Linked DNA regions of Homo sapiens: region 2 is linked to region 1. A link is an interaction called in ENCODE POLR2A ChIA-PET data of the cell type or tissue named here. Cell type or tissue: IMR-90. All regions are shown on one strand. Links, peaks and the distances in the headings refer to the core of each region. The heading gives the core; the rest is flanking DNA.

Evidence for each region. ChIA-PET counts read pairs that join two places held together with the same protein. Peaks named below come from ENCODE experiments on the same cell type or tissue, not always from the same donor. Only the 100,000 strongest peaks of a DNase experiment are listed, where the experiment ranks them.
Region 2: POLR2A ChIA-PET joins it to region 1 with 6 read pairs; 2 of 35 experiments call an interaction of 5 or more read pairs at or near these places.

The regions. Positions count from the first base shown.
Region 1 is chr10:44,688,665-44,704,399 of GRCh38, forward strand. No RefSeq gene overlaps it. Among named protein-coding and RNA genes, the nearest start is that of TMEM72, 210 kb to the right of the region's middle. In IMR-90, for the core only: no CTCF peak of the experiment used is centred there; no DNase peak of the experiment used is centred there; H3K27ac peaks cover 188 bases.
Region 2 is chr10:44,743,586-44,759,320 of GRCh38, forward strand. No RefSeq gene overlaps it. Among named protein-coding and RNA genes, the nearest start is that of TMEM72, 160 kb to the right of the region's middle. RefSeq lists silencers at 9,622-9,822, 9,782-9,982. In IMR-90, for the core only: no CTCF peak of the experiment used is centred there; DNase peaks (open chromatin) are centred at 9,416 and 12,786.

The DNA of each region.
Region 1 (15,735 bases), core at 2,927-10,926:
CCATGAGTTAGCTTTCTCATTTATTAGATATTGCCATATTGTTTTCCAAATTGTTATAATCGTTTATAGTTCTATATTAGGGTGTGACTGTTCCCTTCTACACTTATTTGCCAATACTTGGCATTGTCAGGCTTTGAAATATTTTTGTCATTCTTATAGGTGTGAAATGGTGGGTTTTTAAAATAAACAATGCTATTCTTTACATTCAAGTGAAACTCCCATCTGGGGACTAAAGAATTTTACCATAACAAACTTTGTAATAAAGTTAGTTTGGTGCTTTCTTACATGACATGATAGAAAAAATATTCCCTATTTTAGAAAAAACCTTAAGCTCTGTTATAATGCTACTTGCACAATAATCCAATATGTTCTACCTAAAAAATAAATATTATCCATTTTATGTTGAGTAACAAAACTTGTATATTTTTAAATATTTTAATTCTCTGAATATTTTATTCTCTGCTGGTGATCTAAGAGCTTAGAAAAGTAAGCCCTATAGTAAAACAGAAAAGCTGCATTTATCTTAAGAAAGGAAGAGAAAAAGCAGTTTATTTTCCCTCATGGGAGTCCTTTCCCAATCATTGCCATTTCAGACCTGCTCATAGATGGCTTTATGGTAAAGTGGCCTTTTCTTTCCACCCTCTTTTCTTAAAGCACCGGGAAAGGACAGATCAATGGCAAATACCCAATAAAAAACACACAATGCTTTAGTACACCTCATCTTGCCTAACCTAGGGCAAAGAAAAGGGAATAGAAGTAGGTAAATACCCTTGAAAAGGATTCCCACAGAATGTTCCTTTATATAAAGTTCAACACTGCAGTTTGTGATTCATGAGAAACCGCCTGCTACACCCACAAAAGGATGGAGGAATTGCAGTAGGATTGGTCTGGAAGGCATTAGCCACCCCTGGTGGATGCCACTACCATAGGCAGGGAGAGGGCCTCCTTTCAGGAGTGCTGAGGAGGGTCCTGGGCGTACCTGGAGGGAGTGTTTGACACTGTCCCACAGTTTCTGAATCTCTGTCCATGTTTCTTCTGTATTTTTCTCTTCACTTTTTACATCAGATAATTTCTATTTACCAATCATGAAGTTCACTTCAAATATTCTTTTGAAACCATTTAGTGAGTTTCTCATGTCAGCTACTAGAATTTCCATTTGCTTCTTTTTTCTTTTTCCATAATTTATACTTTTACAGAGATACCCTGTTTAAAGAGTTTGTGAATTTTCATGTCAGTTATTAGAATTTCCACTTGCTTCTTTTTTATAATTTGTCTTTCTTTATGGAGATGTCAAATTTATACAGTTATTATTATCATATTTTCCATTAATTATGTAAACATAAATTTATTTTGTCTTTTATCATATAGCAGCTGAAAGTCTGCCTGCCCAAAGCAATATGGGGGACCACTTGGAGTCAGTTGCTAATGACTGCTTTTGTTTTTTTTTTAATTTTTCCTCAGCATGGGACACACTTTCTTGTTTTTTCACATCTTATAATTTTGTTGTTGTTGAAAATTGGAGCTTTTACATAATATATTGTAGCAATTCTGGATTCTGAAAGTTTTTGGTCTGAGAGTTTTCCGTTTTTTTTTTTTTTTGTTTATTATTAATTACTTGCCTGGACTTACCTATAGATCCGACTCCTTGACAATGTGTGACCAATGATGGCTTCCTATGGGTTGCCTGAATAACTTAAGGATCAGCAATGATTAAGAAGAGACTGTGCTCAAATGCCTAGAGACATGTAGAGTGTAACGCTTCCAACCTCTGTACATGGGTCTGTGGGTGGGAAGGGCAGCACATTCAAAGCTCAGGCAGTTCTCAGGCTTTTGCCCCAGTTTTTACATCCTCCTGGACCCTCTAGGGTCTCCCATGTGCATGCATAGTTTTCTAGTCTTTCAAGGATGTGTATAGAGCTTATCTAACCCTTCTATGACTCTCTAATTTTTAAGGTATTCCCCTTAAATTTCAGGCTGGTTTGACACTCATTGCAACCAAGAGTAACAACCTTAGGCTAGCAGAGTTACAAGTTTTCCCCCACTTTTTTCCTAGTTAGTTTTCTAATTTTACCGAAAACACCATCAGCCATGAGTTTTCACCCTCTACTCCAAATTTAGTGAGCTGCCTCTGGCAGCGAAATTGCTGGTTTCCATGGCCAACCCTACCCTGGTAAAACTGCTGCAACTGAGCTAGGGGTAGAGGGAATGGGAGCAGACCCTGGCAAGCAGCCTCAGACTCCCACTCGGTTTTTTGGTTTGTTTGTTTTGTTTTTTTCCAGACAGAGTCTTGCTCTGTTGCCCAGGCTGGAGTGCAGTGTCACGATCTCAGCTCACTGCAACCTCCACCTCCCAGGTTCAAGTGATTATCCTGCCTCAGCCTCCTGAGTAGCTGGGATTACAGGCACCCACCACCAGGTCTGGCTAATTTGTGTATTTTTAGTAGAGACGGGGTTTCACCATGTTGGTCAGGCTGATCTCGAACTCTTGACCTCAAGCAATCCACCGCCTCGGCCTCCTAAAGTGCTGGGATTACAGGTGTGAGCCATTGCATCCAACCCTCCCACCACTTTTAGCAGAAGTTCCAGCACATCTTCATTTAAAAATATCTTTCCATTTGTTTTTTGCTTTGGTCACCCTCCAGAGGCCTGAAATGTTTGTTTCTGACAATTTTGTTCAGTTGTAAACTTGGTTTTGGGGGCAAAACATTTGCCATTCTCTTTGCCATAGCAAGAAGTCTCACCTGTTTTCAATTACAACATAGGCAAATTTACTAAATTTCCCTTGATGGCTTGTAACTTCGTGGTTTTCTAAAAGAAATCCTTCCCCCTCTACCTCAGGTGTTAAATATAGTCACCCATATTTTCTTCCAAATTGAAACTACTTTTAAACAAATTATTTAAGTTTTAATCCACTTGGAAGTGACTACTGCATACAGCATGACGTGGGTTCTAGTTTTATTTCTTCCTTACGGATAAGTCATTCTGTGTTTGTGTATAAAATTCTGGACCAAATTGGCATGGTCTCTATTTTGCTAAATTCTTTAGAAGTCTTACAAACCCACAGCCAATATCATACTGAATGGGCAAAAACTGGAAGCATTCCCTTTGAAAACTGGCACAAGACAGGGATGCCCTCTCTCACCACTCCTATTCAACACAGTGTTGGAAGTTCTGGCCAGGGCAATCAGGCAGGAGAAGGAAATAAAGGGTATTCAATTAGGAAAAGAGGAAGTCAAATTGTCCCTGTTTGCAGATGATATGATTGTATATCTAGAAAACCCCATTGTCTCAGCCCAAAATCTCCTTAAGCTGATAGGCAACTTCAGCAAAGTCTCAGGATACAAAATCAATGTACAAAAATCACAAGCATTCTTATACACCAATAACAGACAAACAGAGAGCCAAATCATGAGTGAACTCCCATTTACAATTGCTTCAAAGAAAATAAAATACCTAGGAATCCAACTTACAAGGGACGTGAAGGACCTCTTCAAGGAGAAATACAAACCACTGCTCAATGAAATAAAAGAGGATACAAACAAATGGAAGAACATTCCATGCTCATGGGTAGGAAGAATAAATATCGTGAAAATGGCCATACTGCCTTAGGTCATTTATAGATTTAATGCCATCCCCATCAAGCTACCAATGACTTTCGTCACGGAACTGGAAAAAACTACTTTAAATTTCACATGGAACCAAAAAAGAGCCCACATTGCCAAGTCAATCCTAAGCCAAAAGAACAAAGCTGGAGGCATCATGCTACCTGACTTCAAACTATACTACAAGGCTACAGTAACCAAAACAGCATGATACTGGTACCAAAACAGAGATATAGACCAATGGAACAGAACAGAGGCCTCAGAAATAATGCCACATATCTACAACCATCTGATCTTTGACAAACCTGACAACAACAAGAAATGGGGAAATGATTCCCTATTTCATAAATGGTGCTGGGAAAACTGGCTAGCCATATGTAGAAAGCTGAAACTGGATCCCTTCCTTACACCTTATACAAAAATTAATTCAAAATGGATTAAAGACTTAAATGTTAGACCTAAAACCATAAAAACCCTAGAAGAAAACCTAGGCATTAGCATTCAGGACATAGGCATGGGCAAGGACTTCATGTCTAAAGCACCAAAAGCAATGGCAACAAAAGCCAAAATTGACAAATGGGATCTAATTAAACTAAAGAGCTTATGCACAGCAAAAGAAACTACCATCAGAGTGAACAGGCAACCTACAGAATAGGAGAAAATTTTTGCAATCTACTCATCTGACAAAGGGCTAATATCCAGAATCTACAATGAACTCAAACAAATTTACAAGAAAAAAACAAACAACCCTATCAAAAAGTGGGCAAAGGATACGAACAGATACTTCTCAAAAGAAGACATTTATGCAGCCAACAGACATATGAAAAAATTCTCATCATCACTGGCCATCAGAGAAATGCAAATCAAAACCACAATGAGATACCATCTCACCCCAGTTAGAATGGCGATCATTGAAAAGTCAGGAAACAAAAAGTGCTGGAGAGGATGTGGAGAAATAGGAACACTTTTACACTGTTGGTGGGACTGTAAACTAGTTCAACCATTGTGGAAGTCAGTGTGGCGATTCCTCAGGGATCTAGAACTAGAAATACCATGGGGCTGACCCAGCAATCCCATTACTGGGTATATACCCAAAGGATTATAAATCATGCTGCTATAAAGACACATGCACACGTATGTTTATTGCGGCACTATTCCCAATAGCAAAGACTTGGAACCAACCCAAATGTCCAACAATGATAGACTGGATTAAGAAAATGTGGCACATATACACTATGGAATACTATGCAGCCATAAAAAATGATGGGTTCATGTCCTTTGTAGGGACATGGATGAAGCTGGAAACCATCATTCTCAGCAAACTATTGCAAGGACAGAAAACCAAACACCGCATGTTCTCACTCATAGGTGGGAATTGAACAATGAGAACACATAGACACAGAAACGGGAACATCACACACTGGGGCCTGTTGTGGGGTGGGAGCAGGGGGGAGGGATAGCATTAGGAGATATACCTAATGTTAAATGACGAGTTAATGGGTGCAGCACACCAACATGGCACATGTATACATATGTCACTAACCTGCACGTTGTGCACATGTACCCTAAAATTTAAAGTATAATTAAAAAAAAGAAGTCTTTATTTTTGGTAAAGTACATTTTTTACTTTATTCTCTTCACTATATGCTCTTGTCTATAAATTTCAGAAGGAGCTTATCAAATCTGTAATAAATTCTGTTTGGGCTTTTTAACAAAATTGCATTAAATCTCAGATTAATCTATATTTTCATAATTAATATATTTAAAGTATTTTTAAATTTTTATTTTATCTTTTAATTGACAATAATTGCACATGTTCATGGGGTACATAATGATGTTTTAATACATAATAATGTACAGTTGTTAGATCAGGGTAATTAACATACGTATCATCTCAAACCTTTATCATTTCTTTGTGCTAGGAACATCACTATCCTCTTTCTAGCTATTTGAAGCTTTATAGTGTACTATTGATAAGTCTAGTCATCCTACAGTGGTATAAAACACTAGAACGTATTCCTCTTACATAACTGTATTTTTGTATCATTTAATAAATCTCTCCCTGTCTCCCTCTCCTTCCCAGCCTCTAGTATGCTCTGTTCTACTTTTTGCTTCTATGAAATCTACTTTTTTTAACTGCCACATCTGAGTGAGAACATGCGAAGTTTAATTTTTTTGTTCCTGGTTTTTTTTTACCCAACATAATGTCCTCCCATTCCATCCATGTTGCCTCAAATGTCAGGATTTTATTTTTAATGGCTGAATAGTATTCCATAGTGTATATACATCTCATTTTCTTTATCAATTCATCTGTTGTTGGACACCTAGGTTGATTCCATATCTTGACTATTGTGAATAATGAGGCAATAAACTTGGGGGTGCAGATGCCTCTCAGATATAACGATTTCCCTCCTTCAGATAAATTCTCAGTAGTGGGATTGCTGGATCATGTGGTAGTTCTATTTGTAGTTTTTTGAAGGACTTCCATACTGTTTTCTGTGGTAGGGGCTGTATGAGTTTAGGCTCCCACCAGTAGTGTATAGGGGTCCCCTTTCTCTGTATTCTCACCAGCATTTGTTATTTTTTGTGTTTTTGATAATAGCCATTTTGGGGTAACTATTGTAAGTGGGATTACCCTCTTGATTTCTTTTTCATGAAAGAAATTGTTATTTGGGTATGGAAATGATACTGATTTTTGTACGTTAATGTTGTGTCCTGCAACTTTACTGAATTCGTTTATGAGTCCTTAGAGTTTTTCGGTAGTCTTTAGGCTTTTCAATATGTAAGATTATGTTATCTGCAAACAGGGACATTTTGACTTCTCCTTTTTCATTTATTTATTTATCTTGACTAATTGCTCTGGCTTTAACTTTTATATCAGTGTTATAAAATCCTATCTATACAGCTAATTTAGATTGATAGCTTATCAGTATCTAGTTTGTATAAGAAAAGGACATTAATGAAATTCATCAAACTTTGATAACAATACTGTCTCTGTGTGGGATTTTGCATGATGCATTTTTTAACATTTATTTTTGTGCTTTTAAGTTTATTTTAGTTTTATTTTTACAATGGGTACATGTCAGAGTTATTTTTTTAAGATATTTGTTAATTTTTAAAATGCATTCAAAGGAAAGCAGCTTAGGAGGTAGACCAAATCAGTTTTGGTATCTTCTATAATGTGGACAAACTACACACATGTGGTCATGTCTCTTCCAATGCGGCAATTTTCCCAACCAATAAAGTAGGTAGTTTGGTGGCTCTGGTGAGTCATAAATTTTCTAATGAAAAATAATTGGATTCAAATACTGATTCTCCCACTTACTCTATTTTCTTTTACTCTTTTAATCTTCAGTTTCTTAATAACATAGGACTAATAATCTCTAACCCCATTTATTGTTTATTGCCACATTACTCACAATAGTCAAGATATGTATTTTTGTCAATTTTAATGAAATAAAATATGTCAGCTTTATTCTACTTAATTTAAAACCTCAATTCCACAGCCTGTGGAAGTCAAATCCCTCCCCACAATTTCTGCCAATGCCATAAATACAAACTGTTATGCTGCTACATTCAGTTCCCATTATGCTATCTCTGTTTTGTCGCTACATCAATCAATCCAGAAACAAAATTGCATTTACTTATGAGTTTTCAAGCAATTGAGCCATAATTAATTTTATGAAGATTTAGGAGTCTCAGAGTGCACTGTCTTCTGTCATTTTTGTTTATTTCCTAGGCTCTAAACCCTGTTTACCTCCAAACCAGTAGGATTGGCCCCAGAGCTCAACAGTATTTTGGTGCCTGCAAAAAAAAAAAAAAAGCTGAAAACAAAAAAACAAATAAAATGGAAAACAAACAAACAAAAACCCTCTATTGCCTGAATTTACCCTAATGGGAAGGAGGTTGACATTACAAAATTGGGGATATGTGTGTGTGTGTGAGAGATTGGAGAGAGGTTGACATGACAAAATTGTGTGTGTGTGTGATTGGAAGGAGGTTGACATTATAAAATTTTTGTTTGTTTTGTTTGTGTGTGTGTGTTTGTGTGTGTGAAATCTAGCACAGTGAGTATTTAGACACTAGCTTAGTAAGTGTTCCCTTTCTTTCTCATTGGGTCATCACCTTGTAGCAGAAGTGATTTCAAGAGCCCACCCCACAGAGATACCTCTTAGATTAGTTTCAAAGGCCGTGTCCTGGCCCTCTTTCTCTTCTCATACATCTCATTTTTATCTTGCTGGGGGCAGCTAGTGGAAATAACTTAGTTTTGCAGAAGCATAAACACATTCCCTGGTCATGCTCTGTTTCCTTTCAGCCATCTTCCTCGGTCCCAGCTCACACTCACAGAAACTGGAGAGTAAAGTGAAAACAGAATTCAGGGTTTACAAAACCTAACTACATTTTTGGAGACAGTGTTTTGTGGTCTTTGCCTTGCCAGACCATCTGTTAGCCATTAGCCTCCATTCAAATGAAGTCGTCATGTTTTCTTCCTAATGAAGCACTGTGGGCCGAACAAAGCTTTGCGGGTTTCGTCATTCTAAATAGGCTTGCTCACCACAGAGGACATCCCTCAGCGGGTGTCAATGTTAACAGTCCCCAGGTTCACTTAGAATCCCCTTCTGTGGCTTCACAGAGACCCAGGCCCTGGATGCATCGCAGATCCTCTTCTTTGACTACATGTAATGACTGAGCTCTACAATGGTCCGACTGACAACCAAGAGCTACCAACTCTTTCTGGAAAAAATAAAATTAGAAAACTATCCCTGCTCCTGGCTTCAAGTTACAAAACAACTACTTTCTATAAGGCTATTTAATGAGTGTGTACTGGGTCCCAACTGCTGTAAAGCATTGTTTATAATATTTATAGCAGACTAATAAGATTGTATTATTAGAGCCCTTTACAGCTGAGGAAACAGAATCTCTGAAATTTTGAAAAATGTGCTGAAAAGTGCATGGTTAATAAGTGACAGAGCTAAGATTCCACACCACCAAAGCTTGCTCTCTGACCACTTCCCATGTTCCCTGCTGTGGACACGTTGTAAACAAGTAAGCACTTTGCCTGCCCTTTCTAATGGAAGGGATATGCTGGACCCAAACTCACAGAGCAAATCAGTGGGCTTGTTTGGACTCAAGCCCACAGCCTTTTGATGAATGCTGAACTGAAGCCTTAAGTAGGAGATGGTTATTTTCTGCATTTGTTTAGCAGGTTTGGAAAGCAACTGGATTTGGTTTCAAACCTCAGCATTTACGAGCTGTTTGATTTTGGATAAGTCACTTTGCCTGAGTGTCAGAATTCTCACTTGTAAAATGAGAATAAAAATGAGAACTCTAGGTACTTACCTGATCGTTCTCAGGATCCAGCTTCTCCCCCATTAAGATGACAGGCACTCCCTGACTGCAAGGAAGCCAGCTATGTTTGAGATCAAATGAAATAACATGGGTCAAAAGTCTTGGTAAAACAGCCGGGTGTAGTGGCTCACACCTGTAATCCTAGCACTTTGGGAGGCCAAGGTGGGTGGATCACTTGAGGTCAGGAGTTCGAAACCAGCCTGGCCAACATGGTGAAACCCTGTCTCTACTAAAAACACAAAAAAGTTAGCCAGGCATGGTGGCCGGGCATCCCAGCTACTCGGGAGGCTGAGGCAGGAGAATCGCTTGAGCCTGGGAGGCGGAGGTTGCAGTGAGCAGAGATCACACCACTGCACTCCAGCCTGGGCAACAGAGTGAGACTCTGTCTAAAAATAATTAAATAAAATAAAAGTATTGGCAAAATGCTGGGAATGGTTTTGTGGTTTTATGTGATGAACCATAGGAATTGCTGTCTGACACTTAGCCATAAGAAACCATAATTTTTGTATAATTGCCTATGTCCAGTTGAATCTGGGAGATCCCTTAGTCTTGGTCATTTTGTTGGTAAGATCACTCTATCCTCCCTGGCATTGTTTGGGGATGGACCTCTACTTTCTGGTCAACCATTCATTCCTCTGCCATAGAGATGCTCATGTCTGGTTCTCCGGTGTAGATCCCCTTCACTGGTCACCTGCCAGGCCAGCCTCAGTGGCTGCTCTCTTAACAACACTGCAGGGCTCAGTGTCCAGACATCTAAGTTCCTGGCCCTGATATTTTGAACTGGCAGTCCCTTTGTCCTTCATCTTTTGGAGTCCAACTCCCTCCCATGGTTTGCCACATCTATCTTTTATCCTTGAAGCACAAAATCTTTCATTTTTTCCACTTTTGAGACCATTCAGACACATTCTTTTGGGTAAGCAGCCACTGATCCAAATGCTTACACAGATCGAACAGAAAATGTAACGGACTGAAACCGCAGGGTGGGAGCACATGGAGCTTGCCTGCAGAACCAGCGAGAAGTTGGATGTTTGGGGAGGCATCCAGCCTTGGAAGCAGCTCGTCTATTTCTTGGGGGAATGTGGCCCCATGTTCCCACATCTTCCAAGTGCAAAAACTGCTAACTTGGATTGGGGAAAAGGAGTCCAGGACCTGAATTCAAAGCCTCACTGAACATCCCATGGGAAGAAGAGGAAAATTAACTTTCACTCTTTCATTACTTAAGACCCTGCATTCAAAAGGAAAAAAAATTCAACCCAAACAATAAAAAGATATTTAAAAACATCAATTGCATATGGCAATTCATTTTCTTACAAAGATTGTTTGGGGTAGAAAGAAAATTATTTTCCTGAGCTTTCACTAGTTCTTATACCCAGTAACTGTGTGAGAGGGGAGCTCTGGGGCCCAGTCACTGTTACTGCCTATCACTTCTGCCAGGAAAGAGAGATCCAGAGGAGGCGGGCGTGCAGGTACTGGCAGGCTTCCCTCCATGAGAGCCCTGGGGTGAACACTCTCTCTGTGTGATGTTCAAGGGCTACCTGCATATGCAGGCAGAGGTGTCTTCACCAGAAGTACCTGTCTCTGCTGCACATCTAGATTCCCAGCATGGAACATTCTAGTATATGGATAAACTACTGTAGGTGTTCTTTTTTTTGTTTTCATCTACCTTGATGATTCTAATGAGCAAGTGTTGCAGAATTATTATTTTATGATAAGGCTGTCTGATCCAATGTCTCTCTCGTACATGCCCTGCCTCAGGCTTAAAATTGACACTTCTTCTTTCTGCAGGTATACAGGAAAGGGAATAGAGTTAGGGGCCAGTAGAGTTGAGTTTTGTCCTGGTTCTGTCACTAACCGGTTGTGTGATTTAGAGAGATGGCCTGAGTTCTCTGGGCCACGGTTTCCTCCCCTATAAAATAGCGACATTCATCCCTACTCTGTTTCCTTACAGCTCAGGGCTCCTGGGAGAATACAGTGGGATGCTCGGTATAAAAAAGGAGAGGACTGAGTCAAAGAGACTCCCATCCAGACAGCAGGAAGCTGTTGACAAACTTTGTCTGCCCTGCACTGTCCTGTAGGTGGAATGGTTGCTCCCTCCTCGGATTCCTGTCTCCACCTGAACAATAAAGGAGTTACCTAGATGAACCCTGCGTAACTCCTTCCAGCTCGTACATTTCATGACCCCAAGATTCCCAGCCCAATGTCCAGGCTGCCTAGGAAAGGCTGGAGTAGGCAGGTCTGGGGGAATAGATCAGGGGAATAGAGGTGGCTGTGATGCAGAGTGGGGGGTGAGGTAACGGGAGGCACCCCAAGTGCCTTCATGAATGGGGTGCTTCACATATACTTACTCATTTCATCACCAGACAACACAAGGAGGTCAACAGTAACATTATTACTCTACAGAGGGGGAAACAGACTCAGGAACATGCTGCTGCTGAGGGGTGCTGAGGGAATTGAACCCAGGTTAGTCTGACAGTAAAGCCGCCAGTGCTCTTCACCTGGGGGCAATCTTGCCCCCAAGGAAACATGTGTTCATGTCTGGAGACCTTTTTGGTTGTCACAATGGGGAATTTGGGTGCTGCTAGAAAGTAGTGGGTAAAGACCATGGATGATGCTAACTATCCTGCAATGCACAGGCAAGACCTCCTGCAACAAATAATTATCTTGCCTAGATGCCAATAGTGCCAAGGCTGCAAAACCCTGAAGGAAGTCCAGAGAAAGGTTCTAGATAGCTGGGCTGCCCTTAACTGTGCCCAGCACCTGTCTCCCCATCTCCCACCCCCATTCTGAGCTAGATTTGCATCAGTTAGCTACAGAAAAGGCACATTGTTTCCCATTGATAACAGAAGATGTAACTTGACTTGAGAAAAGCCAACAAAGTTGTACATTTGTATGAAATTAAAGGCAGGAGAAGTCATACATGAGCTCAGGTTGGTGGCTTAGAAGAGACTCTTTACAGAGCCAGCCCCAGGGGAGGAGGCAGGAGGAAGTATGGTAGGAGCCGGGTTACCTGCCTACCACTTCCACAGGGATGGTTTTGCTGTGTGCAAACTTCTCCTGAAGTCCTGTTCCTGTTCCTCTCTTTCCACCATTTTTCTGAAGACAGCTCTTTGCACAAACCAGGAACATGTGCAGTTGCCCAGTATGAGCCCCAGGGAGACCCCTTTCTGTTCTATTCTGATGCATTTGCTTTCCTGGGGTAAGACCTGTTTCCCATTCCTCCATTGAGCCTTTAAAGGATTCCTCTCATTGGACAAGGATTTACCAACTTACCAGCTCAGGGCTTTTCTAACTTCCTTTGTGACTTATTTGACAAACTGGTTATTTTGAGAGTGTGCTGTTTAATCCTACATGTTATAAAATTTCCCAAATTTCCTTCTCTTGTTGATTTCTAATTTTATTTCACTACAGTCTGAGAGAATGCTTTGCATGATCTCAATTTTTTTAACTTATCGAGGCTGATTTTATGGCTCCACATGCAGGAGAATGGTCCATGAGAGCTTGAGAAGAAAGTGTATTCTGCTCTCATCAGGTAGAGGGTTTTATACATGTCTGCAGGACCTAGTTGTTTTATAGTTGTTCAAGTCTTCTGTACCCTTGTTTATCATCACTAGTTGTTCTATTCATTATTCAAAGTGGGATATTAAAGTTTCAAATTATTATGGTTGAATTTTTTATTTTTCCATAAATTCTGCCGAGTTTTGCTTCATGTATTTTGTAGATCTTTTGTTGGGTGTGTATATATTTATATTATATGTATCTTCCTGAGGGATTGAACTTTTGTCAGTATCCCTGCCATGCTGTATCTCTAGTAACTTTTTAATTTTAAGGTCTATCCTCTCTGATATTATTATAACCACTCTGGCTCTTTCATGTTTGCTATTTGCATTCTACATACTCTTCTATCCTTTTACTTTAACTTGTTTGTATTATTGAATCTAAGTGCCTCTCTGTAGACAGCATATACTTGTGTCTTGGTTTAATTTTTTTAATCCAGTGTCAAAATCTCTTCCTTTTTGTTGGATTGTTTAATCCATTCATATTTAATATTGTATTAGTGATATGGTTGGATTTACCTCTGCCATTTAGCTTTTCATTTTCTATATGTCACATGAATTGCTTCTTGACCTTTTGACTACCATCAAGTGTAGCATATGCCACATGATTTTTAAAGACCCCTGTTTTTCATTTACCACCTTCTTTTTGTAGTATCTATTATAACTAATTCCAATAATGAGATTTTATTATATCTTTCAGTTATTTTCTTAATAGTTGCTCTAGGGCCTACAATATACATCTTAACTTATCAGAGTCTGCTTCAAATATGTATTAGCTTAATTCCAGTAATATATAAAAGTTGTATTCATATGTAGCCACATCCCCCTCCGCTACTATTTTTGGTTATGATTACTGCACATCTAACATCTATACAGGTAACAAACACAAAAATACACTGCCATAATTGTTACTTTATGTAATCTTATGTCTTTTAAATAAGCTGAAAGAAAACAAGGAGATAAAGTATACATTTAGAAAGTTTGTTTTATTAAATTTTAATTGCATTTTTGGCTCTCTTAAATTATTTCTGTGGATTTGAGTTACCATCTAGTATCGTTTCCTTTCTCCATACAGTTTTGCTCCCACTGTCTTCTTTGGGCTGTTACCATCAATATATTATAGGAAGAACTATATAAATTTATACATATTATTTGATGCAATTACTTTTAAAATCAGTTTTTAAAAAGGAAATATATCCTTATATTGTCTTTATATTTACCTTTATCAGCATTCATTTTTTAAAATGTGAAATTTATTTACTGTCTGGTGTCACTTATATTCAGTCTGAAGAATTACGCTTAAGAAAAGCCTGCTAGCAATGAATTATCTCACTTTTGGTTTATTGTAGAATGTCTATTTGGACATCATTTTTGAAAGATAGCTTTTGGTTTTGCTGGGTATAAGACAGAGGGAATTTTTGTTGTTTATGTTGTTTTTCCTTTAGACACTTTGAATATATCACCCCACTGTTTTCTGCTCTTTGTTATTTCTGATAAGAAGTCAGCTGTTAATCTTACTGGGGTACCTTTGTGCATGATGAGTCATTTTTCTCTTGATGCCTTTGAGGTTTTCTCTTCATATATGGCTTTCAGATTTCAACTATGATATGTCTGGGCAAATATATCTGCGTGTATCCAACTTTTTGTTTGTTGAACTTCTTAGATGTGCTGATTAATGTTTTCCACCAAACTTGAAAAGTTTTCAGCCATTATGTTTTTAATTTCTATAATTCTATTTCTCCTTTCCTTATGGTAATTTCATTACACATATATTGCTGTGCCTAATGGTGTCAGATTTATTTGAGACTCTGTTTTTCTTTATCCTTTTTCCTTTGTGTTCTTCAGATTGCATAATCTTTATTGCTCTATCTTCAAATTCACTTATTCCTGATTGTACCAGTTTAAAATGTACTGATGAGTTCCTCTCGTAAATTTCTCATTTCAATTATTTTATTTTTCAATTTCAGAAAGCCCATTTGATTCTTTTTTCATAACTTCTATTTCTTTGTTGATATTCTCTGTGTGATGAGATATCGTCACCATAATTTTCTTTATTTTTTTCTAAACAATTTATTTTGGTGCTTTGAATATATTATAATAGCTAGTTTACGTCTTTGTATACTAAGCCCAACACTTGTGTTCCCTCAAAACAATTTTTACTTTATTTTATTTAGTTCCCTCTACTGACTATTTTTTTTTTTTTTACTATGAGTCACACATTCCTGTTTCTTTGCATATCTTGTAAATTTTTTGTTTCCAACTGGACATTTTAGACAATACATTGTAGAAATTCCAACTGATTACATTCCTGTCACACCCACACCCAGGCTTGTTCCCTCTCCCACTAGTCATTTGTTGATTTTTAGTGATTTGTCTAAATTAAACCTGTGAAGTTTATTCTTCCTCTAGCCTTACATTATGCAGCCTCTGTTGTCTATCCTCATAAATTTTTCCCTAGTTTTTTCATTTAGCCTAGTGGTCACCCCTGGGTCCACATTAAGCTGCTTATTGGTCAAAGGTTGTGCTCAAGCCCCCATTAGTCATTAAATTTTTACCCATTGCCGTGGATGTATATTTAGCTTGGAAATTGCTTTCACGGTTCAGGAAAGTTACAATTTTTTCCCAAGGTCAAGTAGGAACTAATAGTTTAAAATATTCCTCCTCAATTAATCCTGAGAGGACATGGCCTTGGAATGCACAGAGTCTTCCAGACTTCAAAAGGTAAATGTGATTTTCTGTTTAAGGTTGGCTTTATAGGAGTCTCCTCTGGAACAGAAGAGCTTTTTCTTAAGTCAGTTTTTGGTCAGAGTATGTGCTTACGTGTCATGTGCCAGGGAAGCATCCGCCCCTTTTTGATGAATTTGTGTGTGACTTGGGTACTGTTTCTGTCCCATTCCCTACTCTAATTTTTTCCAACTGAATGCAGACTAATCTACAGGAATAGCCTTGCCAACACCTAGATTTGACCTCGATCCCAGGAGGATCTTTCTACACTCTTTCTTTTCCGGGTTCTCTCTGTTAGACTCTTGGCTGTTCTGCTTTTTCACTTGTTACAAGTCTCATGGAACTACCAGTCCCCTCTTAGTGGCTCTCCACAAAGATCTCCATTGTTTTTGACAACACCCTTAGGCATAAAATTCTCTGCACTCTTTTCCAAACAAAATCAGTCCTCTCAGGAACAACTGTGTAGCTATCCATGCTTGAGGCTTGCCTCTTCTGCTCTATGGAATC
Region 2 (15,735 bases), core at 5,200-13,199, 57 kb after region 1:
CCTTACAGTCAGATTGACTGGATTAAAGTTATTGAGGTAGGAGATGGGGCTCAATTCCGGAGGTGGGGCTCAGACACTGAACCAAATTGAGGACTAGCTAAGACAGGGAGGGGTTGGATGCAGCTTTCTGTAAGACACACCCACCAGTGTGCTGTGTCAGTTTACCATTGCCACAGCAACATTCAGAAGTTACCACCCCTTTCCATGGCAAAAACCAGAAAACCCAGAAGTTACCACCATTTTCTAGAAATTTCTGCATAGTCCACCCCTTATGTATGTAACAAAAGTGGGTATAAATATGACTGAAGGACTGCCTCTGAGCTGCTGCTCTGGGCACACTGCCCATGGGGTAGCCCTGCTCCACAAGGAGCAGTGCCTCTGCTGCTGCTGTGCACTGCTGCTTCAATAAAAGTTGCTGTCTAATACCACTGGCTTAAGTATTAAAATTAAAGTATTAAAATAATAGATGAATATATTGAACTGATCTTATTTCAGAATGGAAAAAACTTTCTAAATATGAAATAAAAAATTACAACATGAGAAATATAGATGGGATTTGACCAATAAAAACTGAAAATCTGCAAGATTGAAATGCAAATGATATAGCAAAACAAAATGATACATAAAGTGTTATTCTTTTTTTCCAACTTTTATTTTAGGTTCGGGGGTACCTGCGCAGTTTGTCATATGGGTAAATTATGTGTCACGTGGGTTTGGTGTACAGATTATTTGGTCATGCTGGTAATGAGCACAGTTCCCAATAGGTAGTTTTTCGATCCTCACCCTCCTTCCGCCCTCCACCCTCAGGTAGGCGTCCATTATGTTTCTTGTTCCATTCTCATAAAGTGTTACTCTAAACATAGAAAGGGATTAGACAATTTAATGAAATGAGAAATCTCATTAAACAAGTAAGTAAGGAACATGAATAATAGTTATTATCACACACACAGGAAAACTTAGTAAACCAAGCAGTGGAAATTAAAACTGCAACCTGATTCTATTTTCTCAAATCAAATTACCCAGAATTATACATTAAAAGTTAGCCTGGAAGTGTTAATTAATATAACTTTTTCACAATAAAAATTATCATCTATATTATGAGTTTTAAAACCATTCACTTTTTAATACAGTAGCTTTGTTTTTAGTAATTTGTCTTAAGAAAGATTATTATTACAGACATAGATACGTATTTGTAAGGATATTTTTATCATATAATTGATTATAGTGTAAAAGTATCGGCCGGGCGCAGTGACACATGCCTGTAACCCTAACACTTTGGGAGGCTGAGGCGGGCGGATTGCCTGAGCTCAGGAGTTGGAGACCAGCCTGGGCAACATGGTGAAATCCCAAATAATACAAAAAAAAATAGCCGGGGGCAGCAGCGGGTGCACCTGTAGTCCTAGCTATTCCAGAGGCTGAGGCAGGAGAATGGCTTGAACCCAGGAGGCGGAAGTGGCAGTGAGCAGAGATCACGCCATTGCACTCCACCCTGGGCGACAAAGCGAGACTCCGTCTCCAAAAAAAAAGAGGCGTGGGGGCTCACACCTGTAATCCCAGCACTGGCCAACATGGTGAAACTAAGTTTCTACTAAAAATACAAAAATTAGTCGGGCGTGGTGGCAGGTGCCTGTAATCCCAGCTACTCGGGAGGCTGAGACAGGCGAATCGCTTGAACCTGGGAGGTGGAGGTTGCATTGAGCAGAGATCCAACCACTGCACTCCAGCCTGGGCAACTGCAAGTGAGACTCTGTCTCAAAAAACAAAACAAAACAAACAAAAACAAACAGAAATTATCCATTTAAATTTGTCAACAAGGCTAGGCGCGGTGGCTCACGCCTGTAATCCCAGCACTTTGGGAGGCCGAGGCGGGCGGATCACGAGGTCAGGAGATCGAGACCATCCTGGCTAACACAGTGAAACCCCGTCTCCACTAAAAATACAAAAACTTAGGTGTGGTGGCGGGCGCCCGTAGTCCCAGCTACTTGGGAGGCTGAGGCAGGAGAATGGCGTGAACCCGGGAGGCGGAGCTTGCAGTGAGCCGAGATCATGCCACTGCACTCCAGCCTGGATGACGGAGCGAGACTCCGTCTAAAAAAAAAAAATTGTCAATGAAAAGAGTCAAACTCTGTGAGAAGAGATTTATTCTGAGACAGATGAGTGACCAAGGCCTGTGACACAGTTCTCAGGAGGTCCTGAGAACATGTGCCCAAGGTGGTTGGGGTGCAGCTTGGTTTTATACACTTTAGAGAGACATGAGACTTCAATCAAATACAAATATATTTAAGAAATACATTGGTTTGATCCAGAAAGGCAGGAAAACTCAAAGATCAAGGGGGCTGTGGGGTGGGTGCTTCCAGCTTATGGGTAGATTTTAAAATTTTCTGGTTGACAGTTGGTTGAGTTTATCTAAAGCCCTGGGATCAATAGAAAGGAGTGTTTGGGTTAAGATAAGAGGTTGTAGAAACCAAAGTTCTTATTTGCAGATGAAGCCTCCAGGTAGCAGGCTTCAAAGAGAATTGGTTGTTACATGTTTCTTATCAGACTTGAAGTCTGTGTTGATGTTAATGCCAGGGAGGTGTAATGAGGCATGTCTGACTCCCACTTCCCGTCATGGTCTGAAACAGTCTCGCAGGTTAAATTTAAAAGAGCCCTGGCTGAGAAGGAAGTCCATTTAGATGGCTGGGAGTCCTTAGAATTTTATTTTGGTTTAGAAATTTTAAACAGTAGTGGAATAAGTAATGAAATCTATAATAGAATACTTTATGAAACATAATGAAATGTTAAACAGCCCTTAAAGATCATATTCTCAATAAAAACTTAAGTTTAAAAATATAGTAAGGCATAAACTAACATAAAAAATAGGCTGGGTGTGGTGGCTTATGCCTGTGATTCCCAGCACTTTGGGAGGCGGAGGCAGGCACATCACCTGAGGTCAGTAGTTCGAGACCAGCCTGACCAACATAGTGAAACCCCATCTCTACTACAAATACAAAAATTAGCCAGGCGTGGTGTCATACACCTGTAATCCCAGCTACTCGGGAGGCTGAGGCAGGAAAATCGCTTGAACCTGAGAGACGGGGGTTGCAGTGAACCAAGATCATGCCACTGCATTCCAGCCTGGGTGACAGAAGGAGACCCTGTCTCAAAAGAAAAAAAAAAAAAAAGCATAAAAAATAGCACCAACAAAATGTATGAAGTCAATATAGTTTCCTGGATAATATTATCACAAATTTTTATATCCCTTACTTTTTTCTGCATTTTACGAAACAAGAATATATCAATTTAAGGAACAGAACCACAAAGCACATAAGAAAAAGGAGACAGAAGCATGTTTTGAGATGAACCATCTACTATTTACCAAAGAGTTAATTTAAGCATGAATATGTTCCCAAAACTGTAATAAAATACATATTATATACACAAATTATGATTCTGGTGTTAACTATTTACTTCCTTAAAACATTAACAAAGCACTGAGCTAAAGAGGCCCCAGGGAGTATCTGAATTCCAGTCTGGTTCCAGGTCCCCCTCTTCTTATGCATCAATTCTCTTTCTGATTACAACCCACCCAGTGCACAAAGAATCATGAACTGATCTCTTCTTTAAATCAGAGCTGTACAACCAATTAAGAAAGCTTCAGACTGCTACTGCGCAAACCCTCCATTCTCAAAATAAATACTGCATTTCTCAACCATAAATATATATGGGAAGAAAAGTATCCTTTAATATCCAACAGCAGAATTTTTCCCAGGGACAGATTGTGTTACTGAGGAATACACTTTAGTGGATGTGTTTTGAGAGGTAAGCATTTGACAAAGAAACAAGCAGTGATTGCCTACGGTGGGGAAGCACATTAAATCCCTGGATGGCTGCATCTGAATATGGTTGCAGGCAGAGAGTTTAGACAGATTGGTCCATGTAATGAACAAGGCTCTTTGGAGCCAAAAGCAACCAACAAGGGACACAGATAAGGAGGTCTTGGAGACCAAGCACAGTATTTAGAGTATCAGTATAGTGGGCAGCAGAGCCTAGGAGACCACTCAAAACTTCTCAGAGAAAAATGTCTGCAGGACTGCTAATAACAGGGAAGTCTAGTGTTCAAGTTTCCATTGCTCAATGTGCTTTTGTCTGCTGTAATCTTTACTATCGCCCCTCCTTTGGTAAAGTCACTTCACATACAGCCTGGATGTGGTGGCACTGGGGAAATAAAAGTATTTTATTGGTGCAGGATTTTTCTCAGCCCCTTCATTGGATTCGCAACAGGGTGCCCCATTTACTCAGCCCACCGCACTTAACCACTTGCAGGAGGAAGCATGTAAAGCGAGTGAGTGCAAGATCCAGCCAGCTGCTCCAGGCACCAGTGGAAACAAGCTCCATGCAGGGCCCACGGCCGCACCCAGGTGGGGGTGCCTGTGACCCCAAAGCCCCAGAGAGAGTGTTGCAGTGCTCTCTTAGCTCCTCCATCTGCAGATGGCTGTGTGTTAACAGCTTAGTTGGCCCGTTGCCTCATTGCACCAGGGGGCTTCCCTCTGCCAGTGAGAGCAAAGGGCCGATGTGACAGCCTTTTGTGTACCCGCCCTCAGTGGGTCCTGAGCTCTTGTCCAGCATCCAAGAAGAATGAGGTCATGCAGACACCTGAAGGATGGTGAAGGTAGATAATTTTATTAAATGATGGAAATGGCTTTCAGCAAAGAGGGGAGCTGGAAAGGGGATGGGAAGGGCAGATTGTCTTCCCCAAAGTCAGGTCTCTTCTCCCTGAAGTCCGACTGTCTTTTCCCTGAAGTAAAGCCATCTCTCTTCCCCAAAGTGAGGCCATCTCTCCTCTCTATCTACTGAGTCTGGGGTCTTTATAGGCACAGGATGGGGGCAGGGTGGGCTGTAGGTAGTTTTGGAAAAGGCAACATTTGACTGGTAAAAAGACATTATTCAGAAAGAACCAATCAGGAGAGAGCAGGCAAACAAAAATAGAAGTTCTCACTTTGGGCTATGGGTTTCAGGCTACTTTTGCTTGAAGATGGGGTTTCACTGGGGACCCACCCATGTCTGCCTAGAATTCCTTTGCCTCCTGCCTCTATGAACATGATGTGAGAAAAGGAGAACAGAGGCTGGAACTCAGGGCCAGTTGTGAGAGAGGAGGTAGAGTAGCCCTGAATACCTTGAGATGTTGAAATAGACATAAATGGTGTGTGGGAGCCCAGGGTGAGTGAGTTTTACTTAAGAATGGAGAGTGGGGTTACTTTGGTAGCTGAAAAACTTGGTTTTGCCCAGTAGCTAGTATCTGGGTTGTCTTCCCAGATATAGTTTTTTTTTTTTATTAAATTATGTTCACTCACTCAGGAGATATATGTTTTAAGAACACGACTACAAAACCCATGAAGCCACCACTTAGGTTAAGAAATAGAACATTATGAGTACCTTAGAAGCCCCCAGTGTGCCAGTGGTATCCCTTTTCCCAACAAGGCATAAGCACTATCTTGACTTGTGTATTAATCATTTCTTCACTTTTCTGTATTGTATCTTTAAATAACATATTATCCAGGTGTGAAAACTGAGTAGCAACCTCTGGCCAGCTATTTAAGGACACATGGCCCCCAGCAGCTGAAGGCTCTTAGGAAGAGCTAAGATGAACAGTTTCCACTCAGTGAATGACTGCTCTTCCCCTAAGCATTCACTGGAATGCCTCTCGGGACAGACTCCTCCGGCTATGGTCATGGACCGCGTCCTTGACCATCTGAGAGAAGTGCAATAGTCGGAAATGCAGGAGCCACAGCTCTTCTGATTGTAAATGCGCTGAGAGGACATTCCACAAAACTGTCCAAGTGGGGCCAGCCTTTAATCCAGGCTGAGGTCCTAGGAACCGAGGCTGAGGCTGGGCTACTGTTCACTGTGGATGTGAGGCCAAGGAAGCCACAAGAGAGAACGGGGATCTGGAAAGGAAAGAGGCTGCCTGAAAGGAAGTGGCTCCACAGGAGACCTCAAGGCAGGGTGGCACAGGGCAGGGTTCCACAGCAGCTAACGGAACAAGTGTGGCAACATGGACATGTAAGCACATGATTTACTACTTAGACTGACTGAGCAGAGTCCACAGAATGGAATGTCCAGGCACCTTTAAACAAAACTGGAGGCCCCTGCCTGCTCTCCTTCCCATCCAAGATGGTCGGTGTGGTCTTACTACTCACCTTGTTTCCTAGGCCCGTATTTAGTTCCCTCCAAAATGTCATAATAGTAAATGGGCTAATGTGTTGCCTTTCCATGATATTTTATGGCAATAGGTGGAGTTAAGCTGACTTATCTGCTTCACGTTTTTGCTTCACAGCAGAGGTCTCTTCATTTGATTCTCTTTTATGTGTCTACTTCTTTATAAATACTGTGAAATGTGAGACCTATATTTTTATAGTACTTTTTCTCTATATGCAATGCAATTCTTGAAATATTTGGATTATTAACAAATTTTTAATTGTTTTCTAATAACTGTATTTGTGCTTTCTTTCCCCCAATTTTTCTGCTTTCTCTGGTTTTAATTGGCCATTTTATATAATTCCATTTTATATCCTCTCAGTGTGTGAATTATAATTCTATTTTTTATTTTATAGTAATTGCCATAGGTTTTCCAATATTCATCTATATCTAATCTAAGTTTACCTTCAGATCACACTATAGAGCTTCATATGCAGTGCAAGTACCAGAATATTTCTAATTTCTCCCTCCCACAAGTTATCACATTACTGCCATTCATTGGTCACTGCCAAGGGCTGGAGGGAGGGGTGACAGCTAATGGATATGGGGTATCTAAATATTTTGTAATTATTAATAGATAGTGGTAATTTGTTAATATCCAAATATTTCAAGAATCACATTGCATATAGATAAAAAAGTAATATAAAAATATAGGTCTCACATTTTACAGTATTTTAGAAACAAGTCAATAACCTGGTTTCATGTGAATACACAAAAAACCTCTGAATCACACACTTTAAATGGTTAAATTTTGTAGTGAATTATATCTCAATAAAGGTATTATTAACAAAAGCTCACATATTGTATGATCCTGTGTATATAATATTTTGAAATGACATTATAGAAATGGAAAACAAATGAGTGGTTCCCAGGTATTATGAATGGGGGGAGGGAAAGGGGACACAGGTGGGTGTGGTTATAAAAGGGCCACAAGGTGATCTTCGTGGTGCCAGAGATGTCCAGGAGTTTCTGTGACAGTGGATACATGTGATTACAAATGTAATAAAATTAGATACAACTAAGTACATCCACAAATGAGCACAAGGAAAACTGGAGACATTTGAATAAAATCAGTGGGTCGTATCAATGTCAATAACCTGATTGTGACATTATACTATAATTTTGCAAGTGGTCACCACTGGGGGAAACTGTGGGGGTACATGGGATCTCTCTGTTATTTCTAACAACTGAGTGTGAATTTACAATTATCTTAAAATAAAATTTTAATTTAAAAAAGGTATAAATCAACCAAGATGTCCTAGGTGAATAGATAAATATGCTGTGGTACGTTTATATGATGGGCTATTATTGAGGACTAAAAAGAAATGAGCTATCCAGCCACAAAAGACATGGAAGAAGTGTAAAGGCATATTATGAAGTGAAAGTAGACAATCTGAAAAGGCTTCATACACTATGATTCCAACTATCTGACATTCTGGAAAAGGCAAAACCATAGAGGCACTAAAAAGATCAGGTACTGCCAGGGCTGGGCAGACAAAAGGATGACTAGGTAGAGCATATGGGATTTAGGGAAATAAAACTATCCTGGTATATTCATACTATAGTGGTAGATAAATCACATTCTGTGTTGTTAAAACCCATAGAATGTACACCAGTGAAGTCTAATGGACTCTGGGTGACAATGGTGCATTGATGTTGGTTCACCAATTGTCATGAGTGAGCCCTCTGGAAGAGAATGCTGATGGTGAGGGAGGCTGGAGGGTTGCCGGGGGTAATGTGTGTGGGAACTCTCTGTACTTGCCAGTCAACTTTGCTGTGAAGCTAAAACTACTCTAAAAAATAAATGCTATTAATTTTTTTAAGCAAAGAGTGAAAAGCAGTCCACCCAGTTTCTTTTTCTTTCTTTCTTTCTTTCTTTCTTTCTTTCTTTCTTTCTTTCTTTCTTTCTTTCTTTCTCTCTCTCTCTCTTTCTTTCTTTCATGAACACTACCATAGTGGAAGCTACCTTACTCATGCTTGAGTCAACCTGCTGAATTGATTAATGTTTCCCATTCTCTCTTCAAATATATTGAACAACGTATACGGCAATGCAGAAAACTTGGGACTAGAAAACCATTCATTAGCATGTGTACAAATTTCTGCACCTTCCAGAAGAGTTTGCCTCAATTATATGTTATTATGTGATAATCAAGTATTATTAAATTGATATACCAGTATGAAAAGAGAGCTGTTGAATATAATGAAATTAAGCTGGATATTTTGGAAGAACTCTATACAGCCAAGTTTTAAGGAAATTCTTCTCAAATTGGGAATGAGAGAAACAACAGCAAAGTATTGAAAAAAGTTTATTTCAAAAACTTCAGCAAAATTCTGTACCTACATTGCTTTGCAAGAGTTCTGCTTTAAATAATTGCACATTATTATAGGTATGGTTTATGCAAGAAAGATGATGCAGCACAACTTGGTCTCATTTACCTGTCTGAAGTTGAAAGAAAATGGTTATGGTTAACATGTTAAACTTTATAATTTCAGCATTACCTCTGTATTCTGATGAGACAGCCCTAGTCATGATAACTGTGAGAATTTGTGCTTGACATTTTCTACATGGTTCAGGTACATGGGGGTCTAATTGTGCTGAAATGCAGATGTGCCATACCCACAGATGATGCCTTTAGAACTCTGTCAACCTGTGTCGAACCCTTCTGAGGAGAATCTGAACAATGTCATCTGAACCTTGGGTAATTCGCAGTCTATAAATTCCAGACCATTTTCAATGTAGGGCCCTCATTACAAGACAGGGCATCAGGCCTCAAAAACATCTGTGAGTCAGGTCCTGTGGGCTTTGCCACTGTCTCCAGCACACAATTCAAAGATGAGATGATATATGCCTATGTAGACACAGAAGGGGCAGTCATGGAGGGACAAGAAAGGCTTTTTTCATGGCTTTGTAACACTATTGAAGTTTTTTTTTAACAAAATCTACCTACAGGTTTCAGAGCCATGGAAACATGATCCATGGTTCCTTTCGATGTTCTTTTCATTGTGCTTTCCAAGGACTATTGACATTTCATCCATAACAGCAGGGTATGTTTTTAATGGGTTGGTAGAAAACATACTTATCCAAATATAGGCCTCGTGGTATATTTGTCATGCAACTTGGCCTTGCAGTTGGAGTTGAAAGCTGCTGCTGTCAAAGGAAATATTTGGGTGACTCAGCCAAGAAAGCAGTTTATTGGTTTTGGCAGCAGACAATAGGTGAATATTTCATGGAGGAGAGAGGTTTTAATAGTTGTTTATACAATCTGCCCAGCCATGGCCAAGGTTGTTTAGATTGGTGAATTGAACAATATTTCATTCCTCATGAGCCTGCTGACTTCTGTTGATGGGTTGATGATGCCACTATTTGCTTTACATGATTGGGGTAAATTTCTCACTTCACCAATATAGTCTCCAGCTCCCTGGAGGAGCAACATCTAGGGTTTGGGGCATCTGTGCTAGACAAGCTCCTTTAGTCCTCTGCCAATTTGGCAGGAGCCTACAGAAAATTCCTGCTGCACCTTTTTAATGATTGTGGAAGTCTACATAGCTCAGTGACTCTGGTTAGAGTGCATTTTATCACAAGAGCTTGCCTGTGTGTGTGAGTAGATTACAGCATGTCGGCTACCCACTTTCCCAGGGAGGCTGGATGCACTGGATATGCACAGTAAGGACACCCTGGTCTACGGTGCTGGGAAGGTCAGATAAATTGGTATGACATGTCAGAAGCCATAGCATTTACAATTATAGTATGCAAAACATGCTCACACACACACAGACACAGAAATGAGTCAATGGGTCTGAGAAGCCATGGGGTATATTTTAAAGGGCATTTCCTTAAAACACAGACGGTCAGGATTCTACTATCAATATTTACCACCTTTGTGACTTTGAGTAGCTCCCTGTGTAGGAAGGAACCTCAGTTTCCAGCGTATGTTAGGGGGTTTGGAGAGTTGGCTTTTAAGCCATCATCCAGATTTGACATTCTATGATGAAAAGAAAAACTCTGAAGCAAAGTGCTTTGATCATAGGACTAAGAAGAGTAAGATTTAGATGGAGAAGACTTTAGTGAAATATCAGAGGACAACAGGCATTTGTGTTCTACAGAATGAGCATAGGCTGAGGAGAAGGAACCAGCCCCACCTTTGCTGGCCATATGGCCAAGTGCAGGTCTGGGTCAATGAAACCAGAACAACAATGCCTGCCTCACCTGGACACAGGGGACTGGTGGAGCTCGAGTGAAGACACACTCTGTAGAGGAGAAAACACTGTACATATGTGAGAGGAATGTATCTGCGTATTTGCAGCACTAAAATGGCTTGCCCAGTGCAGTCCATGGTGATTCATGTACCTTTTACCATCTTTTTTAAAATTATTATTATACATTAAGTTCTGGGATTCATGTGCAGAACGTGCAGATTTGTTACATAGGTATACATATGCCATTGTGGTTTGCTGCACCCATCAACCCGTCATCTAGGTTTTAAGCCCTGCATGCATTAGGTATCTGTCTTAATGCTCTCCCTCCCCTTGCCCCCCACCCCCTGACAGGTCCCAGTCTGTGATGTTCCCCTCCCTGTGTCCATGTGTTCTTATTGTTCAACTCCCACTTATGAGTGAGAACATGCGGTGTTTGCTTTTCTGTTCCTGTGTTAGTTTGCTGAGAATAATAGTTTTCAGCTTCATCTACGTCCCTGCAAAAGACATGAATTCATTCTTTTTTATGGCTGCATAGTATTCCATGGTGTATATGTACCAAATTTACAAGAAAAAAACAAACAACCCCATCAAAAAGTGGGCAAAGGATATGAACAGACACTTCTCAAAAGAAGACATTTATGCAGCCAATAAACATATGAAAAAAAGCTCATCATCACTGGTCATTAGAGATATGCAAATCAAAACCACAATGAGATACAATCTCACACCAATTACTATGGCAATCATTAAAAAGTCAGGAAACAACAGATGCTGGAGAGGATGTGGAGAAATAGGAACCCTTTTACACTGTTGGTGGGAGTGTAAATTAGTTCAACCATTGTGGAAGACAGTGTGCGATTCCTCAAGGATCTAGAACCAGAAATACTATTTGACCCAGCAATCCTATTACTGGGTATATACCCAAAGAATTATAAATCATTCTGCTATGAAGACACATGCACATGTATGTTTATTGCAGCACTATTTACAATAGTGAAGACTTGGAACCAACCCAAATGCCCATCAATGATACACTGGATAAAGAAAATTTGGCACATATACCATCTTTTTCTTTTTATTTCTTTGAAACAGAGTCTCGCTCTATTGCCCAGGCCGGAGGGCAGTGGCCCAATCTTGGCTCACTGCAACCTCCACCTCCTGGGTTCAAGCAATTCTCCCACCTCAGCCCTCCTGAGTAGCTGGGATTATAGGTGCACGCCACCACCAAGCCTGGCTAATTTTTGTAGTTTTAGTAGAAACAGGGTTTCACCACGTTGGCCAGGCTGATCTCAAATTCCTGACCTCAGGTGATATGCCTGCCTTGGCCTCTGACAGTACTGGGACTACAGGTGTGAGCCACTGCACCTGACCCTATTACCATCTTTATTGGGGGTCATTATATGGAATACTGGCACTTCTAATAATAATAATCTAATTATCTTCTAGGAACGATTTTCTAATAATAATTCTCTTCCTGTAATACTGGTACTTCTAATAGCTCCATTTATTGTTGCCTGACATGTGCTAAGCACCTGCCAAGCATTAAAGTTCATTATTTCATTTAATCCTCACAAGCCAACAAAGAATGTATCATCTACCGCATTTTGCATTTGAGGAAATGAAGACTTAGGAAGGCTAAGATACTTATGTAAGGTTTTTCCCCTAACTGGACTCAGCAGCTTAACTCCCACATGGGTCTTTACGAAGCTCATGAAGCTGAACATATTCTCCGTATTGAAAAGAGTGACTCCAGAGTAAGAAAAGCATTCATACTCTTGGATTAGGCTCCTTTTCATTGCTTCCCATATCATTTTAATAGCGGATCCCATTTTCTCAGGACCCCACAGTTATTGAAGTTTTGTGAAGAACTGCTACGAGGCCGTCTCTCCCTCACCTTCCCTTCTCCTCTATCTCCCCAACTCTTCCCATCCTCCCTCACCTCCCGTCTCCTCCCATCCCCCCTCACCTCCCCACTGCCCCCAATCTCTCCTCTCACCTCCCATCTCCCCCTCGGCCCCCGTCTCCCGAGACACCTCTGGCAATGGTGCGTGGGCTGTGGACAGGTGGTGCAGGGCAGGGGAGCCCTGAATTAGTTTGACTCTCATTTGCTCTCCAGAGCAACCCTGTGACATGAGCAGGGTACAATTTTTAATCCTATTTTTAGGAATGGAAAATTGGAATTCAGAGAGTTTTCTTTTGATATCTCATTTCTCCCTCCTGAACGGAGTCAGCTCCCGCCAATTTTTGTTCTGTGGGAAACAGCTTTGTCTTGCGGGTGTGGAAGAATAAGTCATCCAATGGTCCCCGCTGACTCACCCACTGCGCCCACTGCAGTCACTCCCAGGGACCCTTTAGAGGGGGAAAATGCAATTTTGTAATGAGCCAGATTAATTTAGTGATTTCCATTATTCATTTTCAGTTTAGATTAGTCATTCCCATTATTCATTTTCAAAACATCCTAGAGCTCTGGACTTTTCCTGAACTTACAGTGTAAATTTCAGCTCTGAAGACAGTTGTCTAAGTGGTCAAGATAGGAGGAAGTCAATCCTTCTCTGTCTCAAGCACTGGCTTGCCCTGTAAGTACCTGCCTACGAAGGGTCGCCTGGCTGCACCCTTGCTCACCTGAGTGACTTGGCTCCCTGTGTAGGCACCCCCTGTACACACTCTATGACACTGCCATGTGCCATACACACACACACACATACATGTGTTTGGAAGACTACTTGACCATGAGTTCAACAATATTTTCAATCATAATCATGTTTTTTGTATATGTGCATGCATGTGTATGTGTGGGGTGTGTGTGTGTGTATATATATATGTGTGTGTATGTGTGTGTGTATTACAACCATGGCACCCTTGCATACATCCACATAAGCCACACACACAGGTAAGGTTTGAACTGCTGAACTAAGTCTTGGCAGAACACCTTGTCATCTCCCTATCTCCCCTGTGTCTCTTCTCACTTCGCCATCTCTCCCATCCCCTTCTCACCTCCCCATTTCTCCCATCCCCCTCTCACCTCCCCATCTCCCCAATCCCACTCACCTCCCATCTCCCTATCCCCTCCATCCCCATCTCTCCCATCCCCTTCTCACCTCCTCATCTCCCCCCATTCCCTCTCACCTCCCATCTCTCCCATCCCCTCTAACCTCCATCTTTCCCGTTTCTCCTCTCACCCTCATCTCTCCCGTCCCCCCTCAACTCCCATCTCTCCCATCCCCCTCTCACCTCCATCTCCCCCATTTCTCCTCTCACCCCCATGTCCCCCATCCTCCTTTCACCCCCATCTCCCCCACCCCCCGTCACCTCCATCTCTCCCATCCCCCTCTCACTCCCATTTCCCCATCCCCTCTCACCTCCCATCTCTCCCATCCCCTCAACTCCATCTCTCCCATCTCCCCTAAGCTCCATCTTTCCCGTTTCTCCTCTCACCCCCCATCTCTCCCAACCCCCTCTCACCTCCATCTCCCCCATCCCCCTCTCACCTCCATCTCCCCCATCCCCCTCTCACCTCCTTCTCCTCCTGTCTCTCCTCTCACCTCCACATCTCCCCTCCCCATCTCCCCTCATCCCCCTCTCACCTTCCTGTCTTCCCTGGAGGCTGCCATGAGACTGTTTCTTGTCCTCTCCCTAGTTCTGATGAAGTGGGAGGCCTTAGCCCCCACCCCCTCAGGGCACAGCTGCAGCCTGGAAGCCCTCAGCTGTAGTCTGGGCCTGGCTCCTCAGCCAAGGAATCTGGTCATTCAGGCTGCTGTCATCTGATCACTTCTGTCTCAGTGTCTCCTGGGTTAGGCACAAGGAACTGACACCTTTGGCTGCTCTTCCTTCTGCTGTTCATGCGAGTAATGAGCAGTCTTTACCTGAAAACAATTCCTTGTCCTTAGGGGTTAAATCTGCCAGGCCTTGGTCCTGGCCTTTGCCTGGTGCTTGTCAATGTGTATGTGCATGTGTGTGTATGTGTGTGTGGGTGTGTGTGCATGTGTATACGTGTGTGTGCATGTGTATATATGTGTGTATGTGTGTGTGCATATGTATATGTGTGTGTACGTGTGTGTGTGTGTGTATGTTTTAAACAAAAAAGAGACAGTCTCACACCCCATCCCGTCCCCCTGCCCAGTCCTTTTTCTTAAGGCTGTCGTCTTTAGCTTTTTCTGTGCTTAGTGTATCTCTTCATAAATCTAAGAACATGAAAATATTTCCATGCCTCGTTCCCCAGCTCCAGGCCAGTGCCTACGAGGTGTGTGAGGACTCAGCTCCCTGAACACAGCACTCCTGACTCTCCCGGCGCAAGCCTTTTCCAAAATGTCACAGCTTATTTATCAGCCACTTACGTAGTGCTCACGATTGCAAGCCCTATCTGAGAACTTTACAAATGTTAACTCATTTCATCTTCGTAACAACCTCGAGGTAGATGCTATTGCTAATTATCCTTTATAGATGAGGAGGAAAAGCAACAGAGAGCTTAATTAAGTTGCTCAAGGCAATGAAGCAAGTAGGTGCCAGGGCTGGGATTTGAACCCACGCTGGCTGGCACCAGAGTATGGGCTTGGAACCACTCACCTACAGATGATCTCTTCCTTGTTCTATGGTTTTATTCGTTAATTTAAAGGACATATGGCTACCTCCACTCCTTGTATTTTCATTAGGTTTCCCTCATGAAAGATGAAAATATTTCTCTCTCTCATTTCTACCTTTTGCCTTCTGTCAGTTTTACTTTTTGTTGTGGTTTTAACAATCTTAGTCTGTTTTGCAATCATAATTATGTCTTCCATACTTTCTCTATGGTTGGATTCAAAATTTTAAAAGTTAAGTAATAATATTAACATTGTTATGACTGAAAATATTGTACATTTCATGGTAAAGTAGTCTGCCAGAATTATATCTCTGTATGGGTGCATGATATAATCCCTGGATGACAAATGTTCATAGTGTTCAGATAAAATATATTGTTTTCTCATTCTGCATCAATTGCTTAAAATAAGGTGTTGCTTTTATTTGGGCCACTGTTTTCAGCACTTTCTTGGAGTTTTAATTGCCTTTCTTGTTGCTATTGTCAAAAAAAAATACTGTGCCTTCAATACATCCTCGAGTTCCTCCAAAACCTCAATATAACAGCAATGGCATGAAATGCTGTTTTTCCCCCCGAGATTTCCTTCTTGGAGTCTTCTGATTCGCTGCTACAATCTCAAAGGTTGTTCTCTTGATAAGCTGCAGAGCTGTCATCCTCAGATTTACTTACAGCCTCTCTGGGTTTGACTTCCTGTTTTCAGGATCTCGTTTCTTTTTATGTTTCTGGCT